Linked DNA regions of Mus musculus: region 1 is linked to region 2. A link is a loop called in an ENCODE intact Hi-C map of the cell type or tissue named here. Cell type or tissue: left cerebral cortex. All regions are shown on one strand. Each heading gives the region's core, and the rest is flanking DNA. Links, peaks and the distances in the headings are about the cores only. Region 1 overlaps Pacsin2 (protein kinase C and casein kinase substrate in neurons 2). Region 2 overlaps Pacsin2 (protein kinase C and casein kinase substrate in neurons 2).

Region 1 (8,812 bases), core at 2,590-7,589, 53 kb before region 2:
TTTGTGGGGATGAGACTAAGAATCTGTGCATCCTCACTGTGGGTGGAGGGAGGCACATACCTTTGATCCCAGCACTTGGGAGGCAGAGGCAGCCTGGTCTACAGAGGGAGTTTCAGGGTAGCCAGAGCTACACACAGAAACAATGTCTTGAAACAATAAACATACAAAAGAATGGTTGCATCCTGCCTGTGTGTAAAGGAAGCCACGCCCTGCCTCCTGTTCTTGAGCTTAATGTGATGCCCATGCCTGTCTCTGTGGTTGAGGAAAGGTTGCTGTGCCAGCATCTAGTGCTCAGAGCGGGACCGGAGGATGTGATGGAGGACTGCTGCATTGGTGATGGCAGAGGATTTGAGAAGATAAAGGATCGAGCTGTGTGCATAGGGATCCAGGGGAAATAGGGTTAAACTTACACCGAGCAGTGGTAGCTCAAACTATAGAGTTAGGGGGTTGGATCTACGCCCTTACCCTTACAGAGGTTTGTTTGTTCATTTTTTTGAGACAAGAGTTTCTCTATATAGTCCTGGCTGTCCTGGAACTCACTCTGTAGACCAGGCTGGCCTCGAACTCAGAAATCCGCCTGCCTCTGCCTCCCAAGTGCTGGGATTAAAGGCGTGCACCACCCACCACTGCCCTGCTCAGAGTTATTTATTTTTTTAAAGTTTATTTTATGTATATGAGTACACTGTGGCTGTCTTCAGACACACCAGAACAGGGCATCAGATCCCATTACAGATGGTTGTGAGCCACCACGTGGTTGCTGGAAATTGAACTTAGGACCTCTGGAAGAGCAGTCCTGAGCCACCTTTCCAGCCCCAGAGTTAATTTTTAAGTTCTAGTTGGTGTTATAATTAAGGCACGTGTGTATTGCTGTAACTTGGCTGTGCAGGTATTTGCAGTTGACCATGGTCTTTCCTGTAGCTTTCATTTCGTTTTCAGAGCAGCTGTGTTGTTTTCCTTTGTTCATGGTTCAGAAGAAAGAGAAAAAGATGTAGAATTGGAAGTGTCAGAGGCTTTCCAGAGGCCACTGATGGAGACCTCACGTGAGGGGTAGGCAGGCACAAGGCCTGCAGCATAGTCTATGGTATCTAGAATCAGCTGTGACTAGTTTTCTAAGTTGTCTCTTGAATGAAATCAAATTTTATTATTTTAAAATGATGCTCAAATTGTAGTTTGTGAACACTTTCATACTTCAAACTATGTGTTTCATTATATCAAATTATGCTGTCTCTAACTGAGTGTACCAAGATCGTGAATTGTGGTCAGGCTCTCTTCCCACGCAGACCTTCAAGCCCGCTATTAGTGGATTTTATAGCTCGACGATTTGTTGAAGCTGGCTTGCCTGGGCACCAGTTAGCTTGAATGTGATGATGTTTTTAATTAAGTACTCGTGACCTCAGTACCAGCAAATATGTTATCAGATAAGGAGGCTGGTCATGTGCCATGGGAAGATTGGCATGGATGGTGGTGGAACCAGTGGTCATGGGGTGCACTGTGTTCTGGATTTTCTGAGGGATCATGGGCATTTACATTTCTGCTCATTGAGTTCTTATAACCAGTTGGTGTTAACTCCACTTTGTCCAGGAGTAATCAAGGTCACAGAAATGACCTTCAGAGGGTTGCTGTCCGAGTTGACCCTGAAGCCCACACCAGTGGCCCTTTATCTTGCCATCTTGAGAAAGTAGATTCTGAGTCACTTGCTCTTAATTTTAAAAAAAGATCTTTAAAATTCCCTTTCCTTTTCTGTTTCTGAGGAACACATAAATGGGCAAGTTATGTGTCTCTTGTTTAAGGTAGAAGCCGCGTTCACAACTAACCCAATTATGAGAATTGAACATTTGCAGTTTATAGAGCAGGGAGTTTATAAGTGTTGGAAGGGAGCTGGCAAAAGCTGCCAGGCTGGAGTGTGGTCAGACGGACTAGGTCACCCTCATGCTTCTCTTCCAGTTGATGAGGTCAGAGGGTGGAGGAACAGGGCTCTCAGTTCCAGAGGCCTGGTGGGTGCTGTTGCTCCCATCCTCCAGTGTCCTTGAAGAGGCAGCTGAGGGAGACTCACTTTGTTGCCTTGTGGCAGTTAGTGAGGATTGTTAGGGTAGGTCCCTGAGAGCAGCTGCTCTGATTGCTTTGTTCTGTAGACACAGGGTTTCACTGAGTAGCTCTGGGTAGCCTCAGATCCTGCTGCTTAGCCCCCAAACGCTGGGTTGGCCGGCCGTGCCGTCACCCCTTGCTCAGATAGATGGGTTTTAAGCTTGTGCTAATGACCAGTTTTGTGCCATATGATTTAATATTAAAAAATTATATTTCCCACCTCAATGTGTTTATGGTGCGTGCGTGTGTGTCATGTGGAGATCAGAGGGCAACTTGCAAAAAACAGTTTTTGTTTATTTGTTTATTACATGTTGGTCCTAGGTCTCAAATTTCTGTTTTCAGGCTTGAGAACAAGTGACCTTACCTGCTAATCCTCTTAGAATCTTGGGAACAAGCGCCCTTTCCTGCTGTACCATCTAGAATGTAGAATTTAAATGGCCCATGTCTTTGTGTGTGTGTGTGGTGGGGGGGATTTTTTCCTATGTCACCATGTCTGACCTAAATGTCCTCATTCTGTATTTCTGTTGAAGTTCCTTCTTCCTTTTCAGGCGTTGATCAGCCCTAGGGTCTGCCAAGCTACATACACCCCCAGCCCCTTAAATGATGTCCAGGGTTACCTTGGTGACTGTCTGAGATTGAAACATTTCTTGGTGCTGGGCATGTTAGGTTATTTCCACTGTTTTTCTAATTAGATAAATTTGTACTTGAGTTTTCTCTTCTCCTTCCCCTCCTCCCTCCCTTCCCCTCCCTCCCCTTCCCATCCCTCTCTGAGGAGAAATTCCCACAAATGGCTTTAAAGCTTGAACACACTTTAGAGGGTTTTGAAACTTGTTTGAATTCTTGTTAAGTCTGATTTCTAGTATTTTAGATAAAAGAAAACTCTGGGGAATTCTTCCTAAACTGTCTCTTGGTCTTTGGAAGTTATCAGTATCCGAGAGAGACTCTCATGAGGCTTTCTTGAGTCCCATTCCCTTCCTAACCTGAGTGGATGCTCCTTGCAGGGATGCTATTCCTTCATGAGGAAGAACAAGTCCTTACCTCACTCCGGATACAGCTCCTGCAGAGCAAGCTCAGGCCTTGGGTTCAGTTTCCAGCACCTGGTAGGGCGGGGAGAGTGTGGAGGGAGGGAGGGAGGGAGGGAGGGAGGGAGGGAGCGATCAATCAAGCAAGCAAGCAAGTGTGAAAAAGAGTACTTGAGCCATCCTGCTGCCCCTTCTACTTGTTACTAGAGACTTGAGTAAATGGTCCTCTTCCCCAAGGCTGTATGTAAGTTGTCAGGCTGCTCAGAACCACAGTAGCTGACAGGGTTTGTCCTGGTTTGCTTTCCACGTTTGCAGTGTGTAAATTAGGAAGGACTGTGCAAGGCTGTTGGCATTGGGATCGTTCAAAGATCATGGTAGCCTGAGGTCAAGTGAGCCTTTGGACTTTGCCTCAGTGGGTTGGGGTTGCAGTTCTCATAGAATCTTCGGCTTCTCTTCACTGCTGTTATAGACAGGCACTCTACTATTGTTATATAACTCATTCTGTCCCTTCCCATTGGCTGCCTGACCTTCTCACCTTTTACTGCCCTATAGAAGACTGAGCAGAGTCCTGTTTTCTTGGTTGCTCATTTCTCAGGGTTTGCAAAGGACAAGGTGTGTGTTTGCGCACGTGCACGTGCAGACTCATGAATGGATAGGATGGTGTCTGGTGGTACCGGGGTCATGGCCAGGCTAGCCCACCTCTGCTCTTACCTTGCACACTTGCTGTGTCTCCCACATCTATCCCTCCCCTAGAAGCTCTTTCCCCTTCACTTATCTTGCCTCACCATGGGCAAAGCTCGGATTCTTAGTTCCTCTTCTACGAAAAGCTGGTTCACAGCTGAACCAAAGCAGAAGACTTTACTCCACATGGAGGTAGAAATAAGAGGAAACCATCTCAGACAGCACAGGAGCATAAGAGGCATTTTGTTCCCTGACACAAGCTGGGTTTAGTGCCAGCACTCTGGGATTAGCCTGACGGTTGGCTCTGCTAGGCACTAGGAGCTTCCTGCTTCCCTTCCCCACCCCTGTTTATTCTGTCAATAAGACCAAATTTTAGAGTAATGGTTGGCTGTGTACTTGGCAGCCTGTGTTTTTATCACAAGTGTGGAAATTGTACTTTGGCTTCGTTTCTGCAGATGCCTAAACATGTCTGAGTCATTGTTGCCTTAGCAACTGGCTGAACTTTGCTTGTGTGTGGCAAAGGCTCCTGCAGGAGCTGGGTGGGAGATTTTCAGCCAGACTGGATGGCCAGTGCCAAGCCCCGATGGCGGGCGCTCCCTGTGGCTCTCTGCACAGTTCATTTTATTTCCTTGAGAAATCCCTGCTCAGATGTCCCAGCTCATCAGGATAGCATGGCATGGGACAGGCCTGACCCAGTCCTACATTAGCTCCTGTCCCGGGCTTTGCTCTGCACTGGGGCCCAGCTTCTGCTGTTCCATCAAGTTGCTTATGTTTCTTACACCTGGGCCTAAAGGCTGGCTCTGCAAAGGAACAGGGCCAGAAGGTGCACCTGACTATGTAATAGGGACATGAATGTGATGAGGTCGCAGGAATCTACCGTTTGTAGTCGCTGTGGAATTACCGTTTATTATCTTGTCTTTAAAGTCTTTTTGTTATTGTTTTGTTTTTGGCATTTACTTATTTGTGCATGTGTGTGGGTAGAGGTGTGCCATGACTCACATGTGGACATCACAGGGCAGCCTGCAGGAGTTGGTCCTTGCTTGGGTCTTAAGTCATCAGGGTTGGCAGCAAGAGCCTTTACCTGCCGAGCACCTTTGATAGCCCTTTGAAGATCTTCTTGCTTTTGTAAGTGTAGATCTGAAGTTGCTTGGTGGAAGCAGGAGCTGAGAGCTATTTATCACCTCTCTCTGGCTCACCTAGCCCACCTTCCCTGAAGAACTTCTTGTGTTCATTTCCAGAATCACTGGTTTGGACCTGAGCGGCTCTGTCTTCTACTTCTGCTGGGAACATCCAGGTTCATGACATTTAGAAATAATTTAAAATAGCATGTGTTCTATCTTATGAGTGTGGAGGAACTTCTCATAACCCTGCCTTCCAAAAGCTTCATAGTTGCTGTGTGACTGGCTGCAGAGAGTATAAACTTAGCCTACTAGGGACTGTAGGGATTCCCTTTTAGGAATGGAGTTTGCAGATTGCCAGTCCTGACAGGATCTGCAGAGGCCGCAGACCTTACTCTCCACCTGCTCAGTCTGCTGCTGGAGGCCGAGTTTTCAAGGCGCTAACAGCTGGCTCTGCGTTTGGATCTTGCTATAGAGGGTGCTTTGGGTGTAGGCGTGTGTGGCACCTCCTGAGGATGCTCGGCTCTTAGATTGCTCTGACTTTGCCTTGGCTCTGCTGTTTGTTCTGGGATCGACTTTTTACTTGTATATTGTGTTCGTGTGTGTGTGTGTGTGTGTGTGTGTGTGTGTGTGTGTGTACGCGCGCACGCGCGCCTGTGTGAGTTTATATGCATGGCATTTGTGCAAGTGCCCAAGGAGGCCAGAAGAGGGCTGTGGGCCTCCTGGAACTGGAGTAAGAGGCAGTTGTGAGCTGCCTGATTGTGGATACTGCAAACCAAACCCAGATCCTCTTCAAGAACAGTCAGCTCTCTTAACTGCTAAGTCACCTCTCCCCATTTCACCTTTAAAAGTGGGCAACTGTTGCATGATCGGGTAAACGGCTGTTGTACCACATTTCATGCACCACTGCCTGTGTGTGATTCCACAGTGGAGCACACAGGGGGAGGGAGGTTCTGACTCTGTATTGTAATGGCTCCCAGTGGCCAAGTGACTACCAAGACTTTGGCCCCTCAGGACTGTGCCCAACAGTTACAGGTTGTATCAGCTGTGTCCAGCCCTTGGCTGTGGGCTGTATGTGGCATGTGGGTGAGGATAACTGAATAATATAGCCCAACACATAAAATTATATATTTAAAGCATTATGAATTTAAATAAATAAACATGGCAGCTTCCATAGTAGTTTCTGCCCTTCAGAGGCTGTGTTACCTGCAAAAGAAGTTCCTGTTATTCTCTGGGCCTGTCCGCTCTGTCCAGTGTAGGATGAATCTGTGAGGGTTGACGTGATAAGCTACTTCTACACAACTCAAACCAAATTCAAGTATATATAGGCAAGCTTATTGGGAAGTCGCTCTTAGGCAGTGTGGTAGTTTGAATATGCTTGGCTGATGGGAAGTGGCACTGTTAGGAAGTGTGGTCTTGTTGAAGGAAGTGTGCACTGTGTTGGTGGGCTTTAAGGTTTCCTATGTTCAAGCTCCACCAGTGCAGAAGAAAGAGTGTCCCCTCTTGGTTGCCTCCGGATCAAGATGTAGAACTCTCAGCTCCTTCTCCAGCACCATGTCTGCCTGGATACTTTCATGCTTCCCACTATGATGATAACTAAACCTCTGAGACTGTAAGGCCACCCCAGTTAAATGTTTGCCTTTATAAGAGTTTCGTGGGTGTGGTGGTGCACGCCTTTAATCCCAGCACTCGGGAGGCAGAGGCAGGCGGATTTCTGAGTTCGAGGCCAGAGGCCAGCCTGGTCTACAAAGTGAGTTCCAGGACAGCCAGGGATATACAGAGAAACCCTGTCTCGAAAAACCAAAAAAAAAAAAAAAAAAAAAAAAAGAGTTTCGTGGGTCATGGTGTCTCTTCAAAGCAGTAGAACCCTAAAACAGGATGGTTTATTGGTCCCAAGAAAGGGGCCAGGGAAGTTGTCTTGGGGTGGGGGTGGGGCAGGGGAAAGGGAAGAGAAAGAAAGAGTGTGAGCAAGAAGGGAAAGAAAAAATGTAGGGGGGGAGGGAGGGAGGAGGAAAGAGAGGGAAGGGAGGGAGGGGTAGGTAGGTAGGTCTGGGGGAGGGTATGCCAGCCATGCCCTGTAACAGGTAGGGACAGAGGGATGCTGGAGAACCTAGAGGCCAGGTCCACTTTGGTATGTTAAATATGCACCACGGCTGTTTGTCCCGGATCTGAATCCCAGCATGAAGTTTGTTCATGAACCATGTGATTTACCTCTTAAGCTAGCTGTATTTTTGTTTAATTCCGTGCCCTTAAAGCTTTGAGAAAGTGTCATTTGCAAAGTCACTAAGTGTACCACACCCCTGTCCACTGACGCTGTGTCTGTGGGTATCTACCTCACTATGGAGGGTGGCACTGTGCCCAGGGCTGGCTGCTTTGAGATCTCCTCCCTGGCTGTTCATGAAGTGCAGACTGGAGAAATCTGCCTACCTGTCAGATCAGGCAAGGCTTCTGCCAACCTGGGGAGGGATTCAACCTCTCCTAAAACCCAGCAGCGTCCAAACCCCACCTTCCCAGGTTGGACCATTAAAGGGTCTTGTTTTCTCCTGTTCTTCCTAAGGGATCGCTTTAGACTAGAGTGGTCCTCATGTTTCAGGCTCCCAAGTGCTGGGGTTGCGGGTGTGACCATCACACCGTCCCCGACTTGCCTTTCACTGTTGTCTGTTTCACTGTCCATTCACTGATGTCACAGTCATTTTCAGGTCAGTGTTTGCTGAGGCCGACGTGCCAGATCCCCTTCTTTTCTTTGTCCAGTGTGTTCATCCTCAGGACAAATGAAGAAGCTGAGGATAGGCAAAGTGCCAAGCCTCCTCTCTGGAAGTGTTGTAATGAGGAGTTGTCATATCAAAGGGAGAATGTGTGAGCCATGATCCAGTCCTCTGTGAGGTGGACTTCAGCACTTGATGATGCCTGTACACCTGTTTGCTGTTTACAGACTTGCATAGTCTCTTCTTGTGGACGGTGTAGTATCCCTTTCTTGGCTGCAGGGCTTTGGCCACACACTGGCTTTTCTCCAGGGTTGTTTTCTTGTTGTGACTGGGTAACTTTCTGGAAGCTGTTTTTAAAATCATCTCTCCTCTGTGAAGGATGGAAGTGGGTAACAGTGTTCACAACCGTGACTCAGCCCCAGATATAACAGTCATTCTGACTGGAAGTTTGCAAGCTGTTACCCTGCTGGCATCCGCAGCTGCGAGTTCTTTAAATATTTGCATTTTGTCACTGCTCAGCTCTTGCCTTCTGCCGGGGAGGGAAGTCTCTGTCCTATGGTCCATGTGGCCATTTCTGAGGCTGCCTCTCCAGGAGGAATTGGTGGTTACCCAGGTGAGCTTGCAAGGTGTGAGCTGTGCATTTCTGACCAGGGTCCTGGAAAGTGACCATAAACTGAGTCCTCACCAGTGTGGAAATGATGGTGGATTCTTCAGTGCGCCGTGGAAGGGTTCTGTGTGAGTGAAAGTGGAAACCAGTGGTTTGTTTTTCCTCTCTTCCTTCCTCCTTTCCTTTCATTTCCCCCTCTCTCTCCCTTCCCCCTTCTCCCCTCCCCTCCCTTTCTTGAAATCCCAGTTGGAGTAGAGTGTAAGGAGGGAGGGCAGTGTAGGGTCTGGATAGTACCTAGAGTGCTGCTCACAGTCACCAAAATATTTATAAACAAACACCCAGAGGTAGCTGTATTACTTGTAAACGTTTTTTAGTGATGTTTGTGACTCTATAAAAAAAAATCTGAGTAATTGCATTGTTTGGAATAAGTAGAGACAGCTGGGCATGGTGGCATAGGTCTGTAATTCCAGCTCTCAGGAGGCAGAGGTAGGCGGATCTCTGGTCTGCAAAGGGAGTTCTAGGACAGCCAGGGCTGTTACAGAAATACAGTCTTGAAAAACTGAAAAAGAAAGAGAGAGAGAGAGAGAGAGAGAG
Region 2 (8,812 bases), core at 2,767-7,766:
GGATGTGTTATCACTGCCTGGAAAAAAAAACCGAAATATTTTTAAAAGATTAAAAGTTGATGAAGACAATCCTGGGGTAACACCTACAGTTTACACCAGGCCTCGGAGAGAGAATCACTAGTCAGACCCGCAGGAAGCTACTGTTCAGTCCACCAGGAGGCCGCTTCAGCTTGAGGGCACAGCACCCTGCTGGGAGCCTTTGTTCATCACCCTGCTCCTGAGCTAGACAAACTCCTTCCCCTTTCTCTCCCTGATCTAATGAAGCCTGTGATGACTGCCGCCTCACAGGGACCATCAGTTAGGACTACACTGAGTGCATTCCTGAGGAACATGGAAAGCTCCTGGCAGCAGGTGGCCACCAGTTCCCTCCCTGAATAAGAGAAGCTGACAGGCCCAGAACCAATAACTAACAAAACCCCAGGTCTAGAACCTAGTGTTTCTCATCTTTGGGCAGTTTGCAGGGTGGACACTTTTGTTGTGTCAGGTAATCTTTAATTGTCATTGCTAACTGTATTTATTAGTCAGGGCTCTCAAAAAGGGATAGAGTGAACACATACACACGTACACATACACGTACACACTTTATTAGTGTAGCTTATAGGCTGTGGCCCAGCTAGCTAATCCGACAATAGTGTCTCCCTACAAAGAGTCCAAGAATCCAGTAGTTGTTTGGTCCATGAGTCTAGATGTCTCAGCTGGTCTTTAGTATACGCCAGAATCCCAAAGTAGGCTCTGTTACCAGTGAGGGAGTGGACTGGTCAGCAAGAGCAAGAAGGCAGAGAGCAACAGCTTCCTCCTTCCATGTCCTTAGTGTAGCCTGCCCTTAGATGATGTGGGGTGTTCTGTTTCAAATGATTTAATCAAGAAAATAATCTCTCCAGGGGTGGTTGTACACACCTTTAGTCCCAATGCTCAGGAAGCAGAGGCAGACGGATGGATCTCTGAATTTAAGGCCAGCCTGGTCTACAAGATGAGCTCTAGAACGGCCAGGGCTACTACACAAAGAAATCTTGTCTCGGGGAGGAAAAAAAAAAAGGAAAAGGAAAACAAATTCCTCACAGGTGCACCCAGCCCCTTGAATTTCAGTTAATTCTAGATGACAACAAGACTAGCCATGGCACCAGCTTCATGCCAGGTGAGTGAAGCTCCCTCAGCCTTATTTGACTATGGCTGGCTCTCAGAAGAGCTGCTGTGGTGGCTCTGTACACTGGTGACAGTGAAGTCACAGTGGACACATAGAGACCTAGAGCTCTGCAGTCTCCGGGTACTTGGGAGCCTTGGTGAACTGACACTCAGTGGCAGGGCAGGGAAGAAAAGCTGGGCCTGATGCCTGGAGAGACCAGTATGCTGAGGATGGTGCCATGTATGCAATAAAGACACCGTGCCTTCTGTCCTAGACTGTGAAGACTACAGCTGTTTATTTTCCTTTCCCAGGTCTGTCTGCAGGTTTTACACATCTGACCCCTGAACTGGAGTGTCTGCTGCCACCCCCTCGTCCTCTGCAGAAATGTCTGTCACCTACGATGACTCTGTGGGAGTGGAAGTGTCCAGCGACAGCTTCTGGGAGGTAACGCCTCCCCTTCTGATGCATGCAGATCCAAGGTTGCTGGCATCCGGTGTACCTTTGTGGTGTTGGTACAGCCGGGAGGAGAGGAACGTAACTCAGAATCGGCTGGGCACCTGCCGTCAGATGGGTTGTGGAAGAGACTAGGGCACTGGGTCTTAGGGAGTGCTGGGATGTTTTAATCTTCAGTAGAGGTGGGGGCTCACTCACCCGGATTGTCTGATCTCCCAGGCCAAGGGGTGTTTATTAACGGAATTGATGGTTTGTACTCTAATGTTCTTGGTTGTGCTCTTTCTTGGGTGTCTAGCCCAATGGGCAACAACACACAGTGGCATCCCGGCTCAGTCTCACAGACAGCTTTTACATGAGTGGCCATGATATGACATTTTGTAGAGTGCAGGCAAGCTACCAGAGGACTGTACAAAGGGCCTGGATCTTGATAGAGCATCTGCCTGCCTGCAGCCTGTATCCTGGGAACTCCCTTCCTGATGAAATTATCTTGTGACTAGCTTTGTTTTTAGAAGTTATTCTCCCTCACCCCACTTATTTTTCCTGTCTACTAAAGAAAAGCCGGTTGGTGGTAGTGGCACTAGGAATGGAACCCTGCACCTCCTGCATGCCAGGCAGGAGTCCTGACACTTGAGTTTTGACTCCAGCCATGAAAGTAAACTCTTAACCATATTTTACCCTCATGGAAAGAACTCTGCAACTTTGTTTCCATTCTGGGCCGCATGGGACAGAGTGAGGAGGACTGAGCTTGAAGCCAGATGGCGTGCCAGCTTTGACCCCAGCTATGCACTGACAGCTATGTGACCTTGGGCACTTGCCTACTTTCCCTGAGCATCAGCGTCTTTATAACAGAGGGCTAATACTGGCCCCAAGAGAGGCTGCAAGATGAGCTGGAATGGGGTCTTCAGCACAGTGTGGATGCCTTCTGACACAGGAGGCTCCAGGGGAGGAGAAGGGGAGTGTGCAGTCCAGGTGTTTGCTGAGTTACCGTGTCTGAAAAACTGTCACCTGCTGTTACAGGAAACCTAGTGATCAGGTTTGAAAAGATAGCAGAGCGTCAGACTTCACTAGCACTTTTCTGTCCTGGGTTCCAAGCGAGAAGGCTGTGATTGTTTAAATACATCTTTCCCTTCTTATATCATGTATTCTGCTTTTTTAGAATTAGGATCCAACAATTAAGAGTTTAGGGGTTCCACATTACTCATTTTTAAGGTTGTCAGTTTGAATAATTGAGTAAAGATTGATAATTTGGTTATCTTTAAGTTTGTTCACTGGTGTTTGCACTTTTAAACAATCAGAGGACAAGGGATTCCTCTACCGGGCAACAAACCCCATTTCCTTTCTTCCCTTTGCTGAGCAGTAAACCCCATTTCCTTCCCTCTCCTTTGCTGAACAGTAAATTGCTTTCTTCTCTTTGCTGAGTGGTGAGCCCCATTTTCTTGCCCTTCCTCTGACAACCAGTTCCAGGAACAGAGGATGGCAGAATTGTGGGGCTGGAACTGCACATCTGGATTTGGGATGGGGGAACCAGGCTTTGTGGAGAGCCATGCTGGCACAGAGGCTGCCTGCTGTACAGCAGTTGCTGCTCCAGCAAATGCGTAAGTTCAGCCACGGGCCATCTTAGGGCGCTGCAGGTTAAGGAGAGAGCATCATCCCATGCAGACAGGAGGCCCAGTGAGGTGTGATGCAAGCTGGTGGGTCCTGGGAACACCTACCCATGTGCCACAAGAAAGTTCCCTGTGAGATCATCAGGACCCTGTAGAAATGAGAATGAGAGAGCACCATCTGACCCCTGAAAAGCTAGACATGGGTGTGAAGTCTCCAGGTACCCCTTAGTTTGGTTTCTTAAAACACAAGTGCTACCAAGTTAGAAACCCAAAGATCAGTAGAGGATGGGAGCAAAAGAAGCAGAGGGCTCATTCCTGTTGGAAGGGTCAGAGTAGGGGTTTGATGGTCATAGGAAGTTGCTGAGATGGAGGCCCTGCACTTCAGCAGAGGTTCCCCTGAAGGTGTGAATACAATGTTGCATCTGTGATAGGGAGTGGGTGCTACAGGTTGTAGTCTTGGGAAGAAAGACTAGACTATTCTGCAGTCCTTCAAGCCTTACTGAGATACTGTGGGCTTGTGATAAAATAGTCAAGCCCTGGATGTCGCCAAAGATTTTGTAGGCTGCAGCAAGGGGTCAGCAAAGCCCTCCTCCTGGCTTGTGCTCTCATTTGCCTTCTTGCAGTATGGAAGCTGAGGAGTGGGTTGCTCCTCATGGATGTGCTGGCTAGTTTTATGTCACCTAGACACAAGCTAAAATCATCGGAGAGGGGGAATCTTAAGAATCCTTAAGAATGCCTCCATAAGATTGGGCTGTATGTATTTTCTTGCACACTGAGCTTCTAAATGAGAAGTGTGGTATACCATGCCCAGAGGTCAGACCACTGAACTCTGCAGTAGCATGAGTAGCCAGTAGCCGGCTTGTGGATGGAGGAGTCCGCACTCTTCACATCTCCTTTACTGTGTTTCTTCCTGGTGGTCTGAGTACTCACTATCTGATCTGAGTGATGTGCTAAGCAATCACAGTCATACATAGGCTTCCTCTCTATAAGTGGCTCACGTTTAATAAAGCCCATGCTGTCCCCTGAAACCATCTCTGGAGAGCTTATCTCTGCACCTTTTACTGACCCATGGTCATTGCTGTCTTTGAGGAGATGCCCTGGAAACAAAAGCAGTTTGGGAGACATGAGTACATAGGGTAACGGGATCCCCTGGTTTAAAAAGCAAAACTGGGCGCAGAATGGTTAATTTGGCTTTGGGTCAAAGAGCAACTCAAATGCAGGTGGTAAAGTGCCTGCTAAAAGAGAAAGGAATTAAAGTACACATGCCTGAGTAGAGAAGTTTTGGTCTGAGATCCTACAGATAAATCTTTGGTTTCCTGTAGTTTTGATTTAGAGCTTTGAATAATGCATTGAGGAAAAAAAGAAGATCCGGCTTCCTTGCCTGAACCTTTCTAGCCTATTATTACAGCCGTAATTGGGTGCCTGGGGGAGGGCTGCAGTAAAGCACTGTAGACTTTCCGAGATAAAGATAAGGTCAGTGATTAAAAACAACTAAGAAGAAATCAAGATGGCACTAGTAGGAATTTTTGCCACAAAAGAGGACACTTGCAGCAAGAAGTCCTCGGCACTCTTCCTTATATCCTTCCTTGAGTGCACTGCTTGAACGCTGTAGCCTAAAAAAAAGTGACGAATCTCAGCTGCCACATTTAGATCCTTTTTCATGGCTTTGTGCTAGTCATGATGATTGCTGGCCAAATGAGCAACCCAAAGTCTCTCCTTTTCCAGTGAAATTAAATTCTACCCAGCAAAGACATTTAGACATTATCCGCATGACCTTGAAATATTCAGCAGTTTCGGGCCGTAGTGAGAATTTTATTTTCTTTAAAAAACACAGAAATACTATCTATATTTTCACTTTAATCCCAGGTGTAGGATGTGGGGCTGCTTCAGACTGTCTGCAGCACCTGACTGTGGTTTCCCTCATTCTCTACCAGAGGAGTGATGCCAGCTGCAGATTGTTTCTGATTGTGTGACTATGGAATTCTGGGGACTTTTTTCAGAAGATATATAAATGCTAGGGCCCAAATTGGGGTTGCTGGTTGGTTGCTATTGGTCACAGTTTGTTAAGTAGTCATGCACAAAGAAGAAACAACAAGAAGAAATTAGATATCCTGACAGCAAAGATCAAACTTGCCTCTAGGAACTCGACATCCCTAATCATCAGGAAGTAGTCTAAAGATAACATCACCCCCTTTCCCCTCTATTCTTTTTTTCCCTTCTCTCAAGTAATGGATGATTGGATCCTGGCATGTCAAAAAATAGGGACTCAGACATACACAGCCATTGTTGTTGCAGAAGCTCTTGCGGCAGCCCTAAAGTCTAATTAGGAGTCACTTCCTGAGCCCATAAAAATTCATTTGAAAACCGATGAACTTGTTTGGTGGAGCAGTGGCCTTTAAAGAGCAACTGCAGCGTGTTCAGGAATTAGAAGACCAGAAACACCTGAGACATACTCCCTATTTTTGTCATTCAAAAAAAAAAAAAAAAAAAAGTAAAGGAAAGTGGAAAGTATTATAAGACTTAACAGTCATTAATTTACAGCAATCATTCTTTGTTTCAAGCTAGTATTTTTGGCTTTCCAGGAAGACTGGATAATCACTACCCTCCAGGGAAGCCCATTTAAGTTTTAAGACAAATCACCAGAAAGAGCTTTTTTCCTGTTAGTTCAAACCCTATACCTGGCCCGGATATAATATTCACTGATGCCAGTTCCCATGGAGGAATGGCTTACATAGTACTCCCTACCTAAGAGTTTAAATTTTGAATCACTCTAGGGAGAGCTCTACAACATTTAGAGTTGAAAATTACACTCAAAGCCATAAAAGACAGTCTTCAGCCTCTTAACTTGTGACAGTTGTTTACTGTGCTCATCTGATTCCTCGATTACCTGCTGCTTTCCTAAAGACTAAAATTGTGTCTTCCTTTGATTTTCATACCTTAGCTTTGCAAGCTGTATTGCAACAGCACAAGATTCTATCTTTATATGGACTATCAGAGCCCATCATTCTCTTCCAAGAATGCTAAATAAAGGAAACGCTCTTGCTGCTGAACCGTCTCAGCTTTTAGTGGCCTTCCTGGGGTAGGATGCAGTGAGCGCACGGTTGCTTTCAGGAGTCTGCACAGTCCTTAAGCACCATTTTTTCCCCCTGCTCTAACTCCTCCAAACAGAACAGATTTTTTTTGCTTGGCTCTAATGTCTGTGCCCCATTTCTCCTTTTAGGACCTTTAGCAGGGTCAATCCCCAGGGGCATTGTGGCAAATGGATGTCATGCATATCCCCTTGTTCAGTCAGCATGAATGTTCCTGTCATGGTAGACACTTCAGTCTCCTTATGGCCACACCGATGGTGGGGGAGAAGATCTCTGGGAGCATTGCTCACTAGAGTGCTCTGTGAGGGCAGGAGGGACCCTGCTCACCTCTCCTTCAGCTTTAAACAGTTTTGTCGCCAATGAAAATGCATACATTAATGACATTTCTTATAATCCCAAGGCCAAACAGTAATGGAGTGTGCGCACAAACAACCCAGAGAGCAGATTGGCAGAGGGGGGAGGTGTGGATCTGAATAAGGCTCGCCCTTAACATCGTATTAACATGACATTACTTACTTTAAATTAATAATAAAAAAAAAGACAAGGGAATTTTAAATACTACAGCTCATAAACACTGGGCACTGAGTCAGGACCTGCAAGGTTAGCTTTGGTGACCTGGAAAGGCATAATAACAGGAAAATGCCAATCACAAGCGCCACTACTTACCATTGGGAGAGGTTTCCCTGGTGTTTTTCCAGAAAACGGACTGCAGCCCACCTCTACTCCCTCCCGGCTCACAGACCCCGGACAGCGGGGAGCAGCAGTAAAGCAGATGAAACCGAGCAGCCACAAGTCGGCAGCAGGCACCTACCTACCCTGCTCATGTGTTCCCTCACTTCACTGACTCTAATGCCGGGGCTGAAAATGATTAGGTATTGGTACCTAAGCCTCTCTTGTTAGCAGAGGTGGAGGGCAAAGGACCTTGTCCTCAGCTGTTTGTTAATGGCTCCAACAAGATAAAATTCTAAAAATTGGAATGATACTACTCCCATACCCAGATACCCTCTTTGCTTTCATAATTCTTATAATCTATTTACCTATGTTATTATCTCTTTAGTTGTAATGTATCGGTTGGCATAGTCCACTCATTGACTTGGAAGCTCTGTTCTTAGGAAAGCAGAATGATATGGAGGTCAGAACTGTAGGAGAAAATTCAGTCATGACCAGGCAACCAGTCTTTTTGGCACATTGCGCTTCTAAGTAAGAAGTGTGGCACACTGAGCATGCCCTAGAAGTCAGACCCCTGAGTTCTGAAGTAGCATGAGTAGCTGCTAGCTTATCTCTGTGTCCTTACTGATCATACGCATTGCTGTCTTGTCACAGGGTACCCCAGTAACGATGGCATTTTCTTAATTGGTGATTGATGGAGGATGGCCTAGCCCATTGAGAATGGTGCCATCCATGGGCAGGTGGTCCTGGGTGCTGTAAGAAAGCAGGCTGAGCAAGCCGTGGAGAGCACGGTGCTGCTTCCTGGCGTCTGCATCAGCTCCTGACTCCAGGCTCCTGTTTGAGTTCCTGTCCTAACTGCTTTAGATTCTGAACTGTGAAGTGGAACTGGGAGTGGAATAAACTCTTTCCTCCCCACGTTGTTTTGGTCATGGTGTTTCATCACAGCAATGGTGACCTTAAGAAAATAGAATTGCCATCTGCCAACATGCTTATTCTTCTGGACTGTTGATAGGAAGGCTTCCAGGGTTGAGAACTTTGTGAATAAAAGGCTCTAGGCTACTTCAGTATCTATGATGGGAAGAATCCTAGCAACTTCTCAGCCTTCTCTCTTTTCAAGTGGAATGAGAATCCAGATGTAGCTACCATCCAGATTAGACTCTGAGATGACGTTATGGGTGCCCAGTCTATGGGCATGGAGGACAGAGGGTAATGACACTGTTTTGTGTGTAGCCGATGTCCACTGGCTTGAATTGCAGTATAGACGTCAGAGGAGTGGTGCAGTGCATGGTTTATGCTGTGTGGATCCTGCCCTCCTGCCCCAAGCCTTCCAGGAGCCCGAGGTCCTTCACTCTTACCTCACGTCTGCAGGCCAGCTCTGACTACCTGAGAAGTGTTCCTTTCCAAAACTATGTTATTCGCCTGGCCATGAAGTCCCATCAGGCTAATGTAGTGACACTGACGCCACTCTGCCTTACATAGCCCTTGGCACACAGGAGATGTTTATTAAATATTTGTGGGTGGCAAGAAGGAGTTGCCAGAATGTCAGATGCTGAGAATTAGGAATGCCTCACTGTCTACTTGGAGCTGGCTGGCTAGTGTCAGAGGCGGACACAGCTCATTTCAAGATTCCAGAACCATTGCAGGGCCTCTGGAGTTCACCTAAGCTGCTTCTCCCTCCTTCCCTGGGTGGACAAGATGAAGAACTAGCCAGAAAAGAACTTAGATCCATATCATGCAACTTCTGAGATGTGCAGCTGGTGGGAGGAGCCCAGGCTGCAGTGTGAACCTCTCGGACACATAAGTGCTCTGTGTTCACCCCACCCCCCAGCTCCAGAGTCAGAAACGCCGAGGAGAGACCGGTCTACACCACATGC

The links. Peaks named below come from ENCODE experiments on the same cell type or tissue, not always from the same donor. Only the 100,000 strongest peaks of a DNase experiment are listed, where the experiment ranks them.
Region 1: it touches region 2 in a loop (2.1-fold over the local background); 1 of 42 quality-filtered maps calls a loop at or near these places.

Annotation. Positions count from the first base shown.
Region 1 is chr15:83,447,240-83,456,051 of GRCm38, reverse strand. The region is part of intron 1 of Pacsin2 (protein kinase C and casein kinase substrate in neurons 2); the gene reads left to right. Among named protein-coding and RNA genes, the nearest start is that of Pacsin2, 13 kb to the left of the region's middle. In left cerebral cortex, for the core only: no CTCF peak of the experiment used is centred there; DNase peaks (open chromatin) are centred at 4,192 and 5,307; H3K27ac peaks cover 512 bases.
Region 2 is chr15:83,394,622-83,403,433 of GRCm38, reverse strand. It overlaps Pacsin2 (protein kinase C and casein kinase substrate in neurons 2), which reads left to right. Exons shown (of 11, transcript NM_001159509.1): 2 at 1,435-1,567. The coding sequence starts at 1,508. Among named protein-coding and RNA genes, the nearest start is that of Gm41368, 13 kb to the right of the region's middle. In left cerebral cortex, for the core only: no CTCF peak of the experiment used is centred there; DNase peaks (open chromatin) are centred at 4,805 and 5,066; H3K27ac peaks cover 308 bases.